Linked DNA regions of Homo sapiens: region 2 is linked to region 1. A link is an interaction called in ENCODE POLR2A ChIA-PET data of the cell type or tissue named here. Cell type or tissue: GM12878. All regions are shown on one strand. Region 1 overlaps PDXK (pyridoxal kinase). Region 2 has its middle 7.9 kb from the start of LINC01679.

Region 1 (5,000 bases):
TGGCTCCCTCCCACCCCTTGGAACTCGCTCCCATGCACAGCAACTGGCCCTTGGGGTCAGCCAAACCTGTGTGCACTGCACAGCTTCCTCGTTTAGCTGTCCTAGGGTGACCACATTCCCAGAGGCTTGGTGACTGTCACAGGTAAGGAGATGGGACAAGAGGCTAAGCAGGCTAGCCACCTGCTTCAGGAATGGGGAAAGCTGCCGGAGGAGTGGCCAAGGACAGGGACAGGGGCTGGCAGGCTTGTCTTGGCCACAGAACCCTTTAAAACAGAGGCCCCATGCAGAGCCGGGGAATAGATGGGCACAAGGCGGCTGCTCTGTGGGCAGGAAGGGAGGCGCTGCCGGCCCCTCCTCGGCTGATTGCACGGTTTTTTGCTCAGCCCATCTTTGACAACTCCTTTCTTCCTTTCTCCTTGAGAAGTTCCCTCTGTTCTTATTCCTCAGCGTCACTCACTCTGTGAACTGGGCACGCAGGATTCCATTTCAAAAGCTCTGTGTGGGTGTGCACCCGCAGACACCAAGGCCAACAAGCCACAATGCCAATCAGCAGCCCCTGTGTCCCCGAAGCTGCCCGTTCTGCGGATCCGCCCCTCCCTTTCCAGGGAATGCCAGTCACACCAAGCCTCCTAGGAAGGAAGTCACTTACAGGAAAGACGGGGGGGCCGGCCAACACTGGGGCCTGCAGAGCAACACACCGCATACACACACATGCATGCCCATGACACACGCATGCATGCCCAGACATGTGCACACACGCCATGCACACATGCCCCATACACATGCATCCCACATGCACACATGCATGCCATGTACACACAAGCACACCCACATACACACACACCATGTACACACATGCACACCCACATACACACACAGTGTACACAAACACACCACGTACACACATGCACACCCACATACACACACACACATGCACCGATGTGGGCTAGAGCCAGAGGCAAGAGGGAAAAATAGATCAGAAAATGGGACCAATAGGCTGGGTGCAGTGGCTCATGCCTGTAATCCCAACACTTTGGGAGGCTGAGGTGGGTGGATTGCCTGAGGTCAGGAGTTCAAGACCAGCCTGGCCAACATGGTGAAACCCCGTCTCTACCAAAATACAAAAATTGGCCGGGCGCGGTGGCTCAGCCGTAATCCCAGCACTTTGGAAGGCCGAGGCGGGCAGATCCCGAGGTCAGGATATCGAGACCATCCTGGCTAACATGGTGAAACCCTGTCTCTACTAAAAATACAGAAAAATTTGCCTGGTGTGGTGGCGGGCGCCTGTAGTCCCAGCTACCTGGGAGGCTGAGGCAGGAGAATGGCGTGAACCTGGGAGGAGGAGGAGGCTGCAGTGAGCCAAGATCACGCCACTGCACTCCAGCCTGGGTGACAGAGTGAGACTCCGTCTCAAAAAAAAAAAAAAAAAAAAGAAAAAGAAAAAATGGAAAACGGGACCGATAAGTTCTTGTTTTTCTCCATGACAGCCAAACAAGAATAACAGAAACCTCAGTCCCAAACTAAGGGAGTCAGAAAAGCAAAAAACTAGCCAATTTTCTTCCTTCTTGGAGAAAGATGAAAGAAAAAGAAGAAATACCAGAAACAACACCTGTTTCCTGGATTGGGACACATTCTGGCTCAGACCCAGGGACTGGCAGAGGCCAGAGAGAGAGAGAGAGAGAGAGAGAGAATCCCAGCTAGACGGGAGGAAAGCCAGCTGCCCAGCATGGCCTGGAGAGCACGTGGGAACGTTCCGAGGACACTCAGAAGCGTCTCCAACATACAGCATCAGCATCACCTCTAAGGAAGTTAGTGCGGGCCACCGGAGGAAGGAAGGAGGCACACTTTTCACCACTGGCTCTTTTTCCTTTCCTTTTCTTTTTTTTTTGTTTTGAGCCTGAGTCTTGCTCTGTTGCAGGGGCTGGAGTGCAGTGGTGCAATCTTGGCTCACTGCAACCTCCACTTCCTGGGTTTAAGCAATCTCCTTCCTCACCCTCCTGAGTAGCTGGGATTACAGTAGTGTGCCACCACGCCCGGCTAATTTTTTGTATTTTTAGTAGAGATGGAGCTTCACCATGTTGGCCAGGCTGGTCTCGAACTCCTGACCTCAGGTGATCCACCCACCTCAGCCTCCCAAAGTGCTGGGATTATAGGCGTGAGCCACCGTGCCTGGCCCAGCGCTGGCTTTTTTGTACTGTTTGCAAATGCATGTCACCTTGAAAAATGTTAAGGCAAAAATGATGTCTTTTAAAAGGCAGGGTGGTATTCTTCCAGGATCTTATAGTGCAGTTCTGAAGGCAAAGAAGACTCTTTCTATCCTAGGAATTCTAAGAAAAAATGTAAAGATTTTTCAAAACACCAGGTGTTTTGTTTTGTTTTGAGACGAGAGTCTTGCTCTGTCGCCCGTGCTGGAGTGCAGTGGCGCGATCTCGGCTCACTGCAAGCTCCGCCTCCTGGGTTCACACCATTCTCCTGCCTCAGCCTCCCAAGCAGCTGAGACTACAGTCGCCCACCACCACGCCTGGCTAATTTTTTGTAATTTTAGTAGAGACGGGGTTTTACCGTGTTAGCCAGACTGGTCTCGATCTCCTGATCTTGTGATCCGCCTGCCTCAGCCTCCCAAAGTGCTGGGATTACAGGCGTGAGCCACTGCACCCAGCCAACACCAGGTGTTTTAACCATTTCCCCAAGAGAACCCTCCAGTGATGCCACATCTCTGAAGAAGAGGCCACTTTGCAGAGCAGGGGATTTTTTTTTTTTAAAAACAGGGTCTACCTAGTGCATCGGTATTCTCTGTCAACTTTCTGGTTAAAAATACATTGTACTTCCATACATGTTTATTTTTTACTTTTTTTTTTTTTTGAGACAGGGTCTCACTCTGTCACCCAGGCTGGAGTGCAGTGGCACCATCACAGGTCACTGCATCCTCCACCTCCTGGGATCAGGTGATCCTCCCACTTCACCTTCCCAAGTAGGTGGGACTACAGATGTGAGTCACATAGCCAGCTTTTTTTTTTTTTTCTTGTAGAGCTGGAGTCTTGCTATGTTGCCCACGGTGGTCTCAAACTCCCAGGCTCAAGTGATCCCCCCATCTCGGCCTCCTAAAGTACTGGGATTATAGGTGTGAGCCACCGCACCTGGGCTTGGGGATGCTTAAATATTTGAGGATAGAAATCAGCTCCTGACTTGAGGGCCCTCAAGCAACCCCCTGGGGACCCCGTCACGCGTCTCTGGGAGCCCGGGGTTACTCGCTGCTCGCGTCCACATGCTGCTCAAGTGCTGAGGTCCCAAAGCTCTGCAGCTTCTGCTCCTGTCCGGAGAAGCGGGGCCCAGTAAGCAGGTGGGACCCTCGGCCTCTGCCACAGCTACTTTTGCCAATGTCACAGCAGGTAGGAGTCAGGTGCTGACATCCAGGGTTCCAGGGCAGGGAGCCCCCTGCCTCTTCCTGTGGGGCGCTTGAGCCACAGTCCACCTGCCTAACGGGCATGGCATTGAGGCCCCTAGACAGAGAAATACAACCTCCGCCAAGCCCCCTCAGGTGTCTCAGGTCTGCTCCGCACCGACGGACCACGAGAATGAAAGAATGCGGCTGCCTGCAGGCCCCAGATGGAGCCAGCCACCTCACAGGGTCTTCTGGTGGGGGCTGCAGGGAGTCCCATGGTCTTGCCTTCTGGTCTCTGCGATGTGGTATTTAAATGGGTCTCGAGCTAAGGCCCCAAGTGAGATTCTCAAAGCCATGGAATCCAATCATGGAATGTCTGATGTCCACAACCTCCTCCCTAGGAGCGGCCCTGTGAAAGCGCACCTGCACTGTGGTCCTGCAGCACGGAGGTCACATGTGTCCCAGGCGGCAGTGCCTGGCACCCAGCCTCGGCGGCTCCAGAGGCTGACAGATGAAGGACACGGATATCACCCAGCCAGCGGGAATCTACTACCTGTCCATCTGGACGGGATGCACAGTGACAGGACAGGCTTGCCTCTCCCCACAGGGCAGCTACTGGCCTCAGACGTGCTTGGGACAATCTCTGCACAGCCCAGTTTGGAGACTCACAGCTGTGCTGCTCCCCTCACTTCCAAAAAGGACGTCTTGACGTCATCAACTTCTGGGCCTTTAATTCACCCCTTGGTTTATGCCACTTTCAAATTTCTCTGAAGGCTCCTTCCAGATTGAATGCTGGACCCTCGAAGGATATGTTTAACTGAAACCTGTGAAGGGGACTCTATTTGGAAAAAGGATCTTTGGGCCGGGCACGGTGGCTCACGCCTGTAATCCCAGCACTTTGGGAGGCCGAGGCAGGCAGATCACCTGAGGTCAGGAGCTCAAGACCAGCCTGGCCAACATAGTGAAACCCCATCTCTACTAAACAGAAATACAGAAAAATTAGTCAGGTGTGGTGGTGCATACTTGTAATCCCAGCTACTCAGGAGGCTGAGGCAGGAGAATTGCTTGTACCTGGAAGGGGGAGGTTGCAGTGAGCCTAGATCGCTCCATTGTACTTCAGCCTGAGCGACAGAGTGAGACCCTCGTCTCAAAAAAAAAAAAAAGAAAGAAAAAGAAAAAGAAGGCCAGGCGTGGTGGCCCCATGCCTGTAATCCCAGTACTTTGGGAGGCCGAGGTGGGCGGATCACGAGGTCAGGAGATTGAGACCATCCTGGCTAACACGGTGAAACCCCGTCTCTACTAAAAATACAAAAAAATTAGCCAGGCGTGGTGGCGGGCGCCTGTGGTCCCAGCTACTCAGGAGGCTAAGGCAGGAGAATGGCATGAACCCGGGAGGCAGAGCTTGCAGTGAGCCGAGATCGCGCCACTGCACTTCTGCCTGGGCAACACAGCAAGACTCCGTCTCAAAAAAAAGAAAGAAAGAAAAAGTATCTTTGCAGATGTAAGATTCCAAGATGAGATCATGCCAGATTATCCAGGTGGGCCTGAATCCCATGTTAAGTGGACTTTTAAGAGAGCACACTGGGCGGAGGCCACGTGAGGACAGAGACAGAGACTG
Region 2 (5,000 bases), 370 kb after region 1:
CAAGTAACTAACTAGTTACTGTTGCAACTCATTTATTTGGGGACAGGCTCCTATCTAGTGTCCCACCACGATATTATTTGGGCCAGGAAAGACATACACAACCGATGAAAGGCTGGGAGCTGAATCTTAGTGCTAAAGATTCGCTGTGGGAAAGCACAGAGCCTAGGAGTTTGCTAAGGGCCTGGGCTCCTACAGGCAGGCACCGCTGACTGATAGCCAGAAGATTCTAGACTCCCAGGCCACCGGTTTCTTGAAGTGGCATTAACCCTGGCAGGCTCTTTGAAGTGTGTGCCCAGAGACTGGGTTGGTGGGGGGTCTGTGCAGGAGCCAGGCCACCTGTGCTCAGAGTCAGCAATGCGCGTTTCTCTGTCCGTAAGTCAGCGGTGCGGGTCTCTGTGTGACTGTGTCAGGGTGCTCTTGGGAAGAGGGGTGAGGGGCTGTGGGCCTCGAGCTGACGGGACGGGCAGGAAGGCTCACCTACCGAGGACAGCAAGTCAGAGCCAACAGGGGAGCCCTCCGGGGAAAGGGCTTTCAAGCCCTGGCACCACCAAGGTTTCAACCAAGAGACGTTGAACCAGGTTCCAGTAGACAACCCGCTGTCAGGGTGCACAGACTGTGGAAACCAGTGAGAAGTCCTCTTCCTGTACAACACGGTGGCCAGTGCATGGCTGCAGACCTCAGCCAAAAGCCCACAGCCAGGCCAGCAGTTACAGGCGGCAGCCGGTCTCTTGTCTTCCCAAGGCCCCAGCAGCTCTGTCCTTCCACACAGCCCCTGCTGACGGCCATCGTTGGTATGGACACATCAGGCCTCCAGGCTGCTGCAGGGCCTGTCCCTGGTGGCAGCTGTGACATTAGTCATCGAGGGGCTCCCCTGGCCTCCCCTGGCTGGCTGGGAGTGAGGTGACATAAATAGACTGAGCAGGTAGCTCTGCAGACCACGGGATCACCAGCGTCCCTTGTGGCCAGTGTGGCTTTAAAGTGTGTCCCAGAGGTGGCTCTTGAGGCAGTCTTGCTGGACTGTTATTAGGCACATCTGCTCCAGGGAGTGCCCATTCATTATGGCCAAATAAGCAGGCATAGGCGCCGGCCCCAGACGAGGTCTCTGGGGAACTCCAGGGGTGGGAGAGCCACCCTCTCCAGCGGCCTCAGGGCCCCGGTGCTCGGAAGCCTGGCTCCTCTGGCTTGAGCTCAGGTCTACAGCGAGCAGGGAGTCTTCCTACTGCTGCTCCAAGCTGCCTGGGCCAGCTGTGTTCGCCGAGGGGGCTGCCGGCTCACCACTGCCTGCCTTGAGTGCCAGGGTCTTTTGTGAAATAATCATGTTACTCAAGTTCAGTCCTTGAATAAATAGCACATTTTTGCATGTATTTTGTAGAGTGGCATATGCTTCAAAGTTCTAAAGGCACCGCAGGGTATCTATTCTGTGAAGCCTTCCTTCTACCCGGTCCCCGCCCGCCCATCGAGACAAGCAGCATGGCCAACCGCGGTGTGCATCCTTCTGTGCGTTAATGAGCAAATAGGCACAAGCACTGCCTACGCCTCTATGCGGAGGTGCGGGCTCACCGCTAGTGCTCTTCTGCACTTTTGCTTTTTTCAGCAAATGCCATGCGTCAGAGCTGTTTCTCCACTGCCACACAGCCCCAGCCTTTCCCGCGGCTGAGTGGCAGCCCATTGGAAGGTTCATAACTATCCATGGAAATCTAGGTTGAGTTCAGGTATTTGCAGTTAAAAACAATGCTACCACACGGTGCTCTGCAATATGCCAGTATGAGTGCATGTGTGTCTGCGATGGGGAGGGGATGGTCTCAGGGGTGCAGCTGCAGGGCTGCACCAGTATGTGTGTGTGAATATGTCAGTATGTGTGCGTGTGCATCTGTGGTGGGGAGGGGGTGGTCTCAGGGGTGCAGCTGCAGGGCTGCACCAGTATGTGTGTGTGAATATGTCAGTATGTGTGCGTGTGCATCTGTGGTGGGGAGGGGTTGGTCTCGGGTGCAGCTGCAAATTGCATTTGCATCTGAACTTGCAGTTGCATTTGCACCTGTGCTTGTATTTGTGTTTGTATTTGCATTGGGGCTGTCACCTGTATTTGCAGTAAGATGGGGTGGTCACACTCAGGTGGGTCCGCATGGGACATGTCACAGAAGCAAATCTGGCCTATACCTGGCTTGGAGGTGCTCTTTGATTCTTGACTTCGCTAAAGGGCAGTAGGTCTGCCAGTCAGGGTCCTATAAGGAAAACCAGCTGGTCTACATGTTCCAACAGAGGAGATTTAACACCAGGAATCAGCTACCGAGGTGCCAGAAGAGCAGAAGGGAGAAGCAGGCTTGGGGGAGGCCAGGGCAGGAGGGTGCTCCTGGTGACAGGAGCTGCTGCTGCCCATGGAGCCTGTGCTGCCGAGCTGTTAGAGCTGCAGCTGGCTCTGGATGTGCTGGTGAGGGGCCACCTCCAGCAGGGTAGGGACACCTGCCCTGACCCTAGGGGCCGCCTCCCGCAGGGTGGGGATGCCTGCCCTGACCAGAGGGGCTGCCCCCAGCAGGGCGAGGACACCTGCCCTGACCGGAGGGGCCGCCGATGCCAACTGGAAGCAAGAAGCATTGCCCCTCCTCCTGCGGCAGAGCTGGCTGAGGCGCCCGTAGGCACGGGAGTTCTGGAAGTGAGTGTGCAGCTTCCGGGCCCCTAGAAACAAAGCGTGGGGCTGAGAGCAGAGGTGCAAGCAATGTGCAGGGAGTGAGCCCCAGCCCGCCCTGCTGTGGCCTCAGCGTGAGGCCAGGCTGTCCTGTTGGCTCTGACCCAGCGGCATTGGGGGCCACGAGGCTGCCAGGGCTGTGCTGGCCTGAGGCTTCTACCTCTGTCTGTTGAAACTCCACCCTGCCCAGTACCACTCTCATCCCACATCCTCTGTGCTGGGGGCCCTTCCTGGTGCTGGGGCCCTCGTTCTATACGCAGTTTGCCCAACCAGGTGAGCAGGAGCTGCAGTCCTGGACTCCTATCCAGGATGCATCCCTGAGGACCAAGGGACCCTCACCAGCTGTGGCTGGAAGCCCCTCAGATGGGCTCCCCAACAGCCGCCCCCCAACAGCTGCCTGGCACCTGCAGCGGGTGTCACAGAGGGGACTTGGGACTGAGGGCTGCTTGCGTCATGTCGTCCTGGGCTGTCGGGAACCCCCTAGAGCTCCTCTCTGGGGAGAAAAAGGGGATCGGGCCCCTCTGTGACATGAACCGTGCAGGGCCAGCTCCGAGGGGCCTTGCCAGGAAAGGGGAGCAGAGCTGCCTTCCATCCCCCATGGAGAAAATCGAGACCATGCTGGCAGCCATCCGGCTGGTCAGGCTTGACCCCTGGGTGTCCCGCGGCTGTTGCACAAAGCACCACAGACGGGGGTCCAGACAACAGACATTCACTCTCTTGCGCTGCTGGAGGCCGGACCCCCGAGCTGAAGCCGTTGGCAGGGCTGGTTCCTTCCGGGGCTGGGGGACTGCGTCTGCCCCGGCCTCTCTCTGCGCCTCTGGGACCCTTGGCATTCCCTGGCTGGTGGAAGCGTCATCCCGGTCCCTGTCTCCCTCTTCACACGCGTTCTCCAGCACCTGTCTGTGCTCAAATCTCCCCTTCTCGGAAGGACAGTGGTCATTGGATTAGGGGCCCAGCCTACTCCAGCATGGCCTCCTTTTAACCAATTCCATCTGCAAAAAGCTATTTCCAAATGAGTCACATTCTGAGGTACTGGGGGTCAGGACTTCGACATAGAAATGGGGGAGTGGAATGGAGACAGACGTAATTCAACCCGTAACAATCCCCTCATAAGCAAAGAACTTCTCCAAACGGAAATAAAGAAGTCTCAGTGGCCCGTTACATTAAATCGGAGACTAGGCCCCAAGAGGCCCAAGCGAATGGTGCCAGGCAGTCCTCGCAAGTGATCTCACCCCAGCTTGAGTTGCAGAGGTAAGCGAAACTGAGCTATTTCTTGTAAATGCCTGCATTAAAGAGAAACAGAACTTAAGCTCCACCAATCAGAGGCAGCCAACAAACTTACATAACCAGGGACTTTCCAATGGGACGGACCCAATAAAGAAACTGCGTACATGCGGCCAATCAGATACTTTCTCTGCTTCACCTTAGGCAACTGCTGTACCTACGACCAATCAGATACTTTCTCTGGTGCATGTCAGGCAACTGCATGCCTGCAGCCAATCAGATACCTTCTCTGCCTGCTAGCAGCCAATCAGATACTTTCTCTGCTTTATGTGTGTCAACTGCATGCCTGTGGCCAATCAGATACCTTCTCTGGTGTACAACAGGCAATGGCGTACCTGCGACCAATCAGACCACTTTCTCTGCTTGACATCTGCGCATGTCCTAGGAGAGCTGCCCCTGTGTTCCCTTGGTGGAGCTCCTGATCCATTCTGGTGTGGGGCTGCCTGATTCATGAATGGTGGTTTGCTCAAGTCAACTCTTTAAAAAGTATATTATGCCTCAGTTTACCTTTTTAAAACATACCTCAACTTGAAAGGCAGGTCGAGAAGAGGAGTAGGGAGTTCTCAAGGATGTAAATATAAGGGAACACTAAACACCGGGAAGAAAGTTCGACCTCATTCGTCAACAAAAGAATGTACATCCGGACACTACAGTTTCCCTGTTGAACTAGTGAAATTGTATTAACTGATCATCCTCAGTGGAGCGTAAATGCAGGTAGACTTTTAGAGGATGTTGTCAACGTGAATCTGCAACCTGAAGACGTTCCTTCAATCCTGGGCTTCTATTTCTGATCCTCTAACATAAGGAAAGATCCCAAGCTATGGGAAAATATTGATGCAGAAAAAGATTCATCTCAGGGTAATTAAAAAATGTACAGAAGCAAATCCAATATAGCAAAAGGAGAGATTTGGGTATATCCATAGGAGAGAATGCCATACAATCATTACAAATTACATTGAAAAAGGATGCTAACGGCACTGGAGACCCCCATGGTTACAGTGTTGAGCAACAAACGTGAGCTAAGCTTATGCAC

What was found. Peaks named below come from ENCODE experiments on the same cell type or tissue, not always from the same donor. Only the 100,000 strongest peaks of a DNase experiment are listed, where the experiment ranks them.
Region 2: POLR2A ChIA-PET joins it to region 1 with 10 read pairs; 3 of 35 experiments call an interaction of 5 or more read pairs at or near these places.

The regions. Positions count from the first base shown.
Region 1 is chr21:43,722,703-43,727,702 of GRCh38, reverse strand. The region is part of intron 1 of PDXK (pyridoxal kinase); the gene reads right to left. Among named protein-coding and RNA genes, the nearest start is that of PDXK, 6.1 kb to the right of the region's middle. RefSeq lists enhancers at 188-1,029, 2,613-2,772. In GM12878, a CTCF peak has its summit at 12 (motif pointing left); a DNase peak (open chromatin) is centred at 2,696; H3K4me3 peaks cover 1,017 bases; H3K27ac peaks cover 1,689 bases.
Region 2 is chr21:43,351,950-43,356,949 of GRCh38, reverse strand. No RefSeq gene overlaps it. Among named protein-coding and RNA genes, the nearest start is that of LINC01679, 7.9 kb to the left of the region's middle. RefSeq lists enhancers at 619-788, 1,009-1,058, 3,149-3,388, 3,559-3,648, 3,789-4,088 and a silencer at 2,409-2,738. In GM12878, a CTCF peak has its summit at 949; DNase peaks (open chromatin) are centred at 942, 2,794 and 4,109; H3K4me3 peaks cover 1,855 bases; H3K27ac peaks cover 4,526 bases.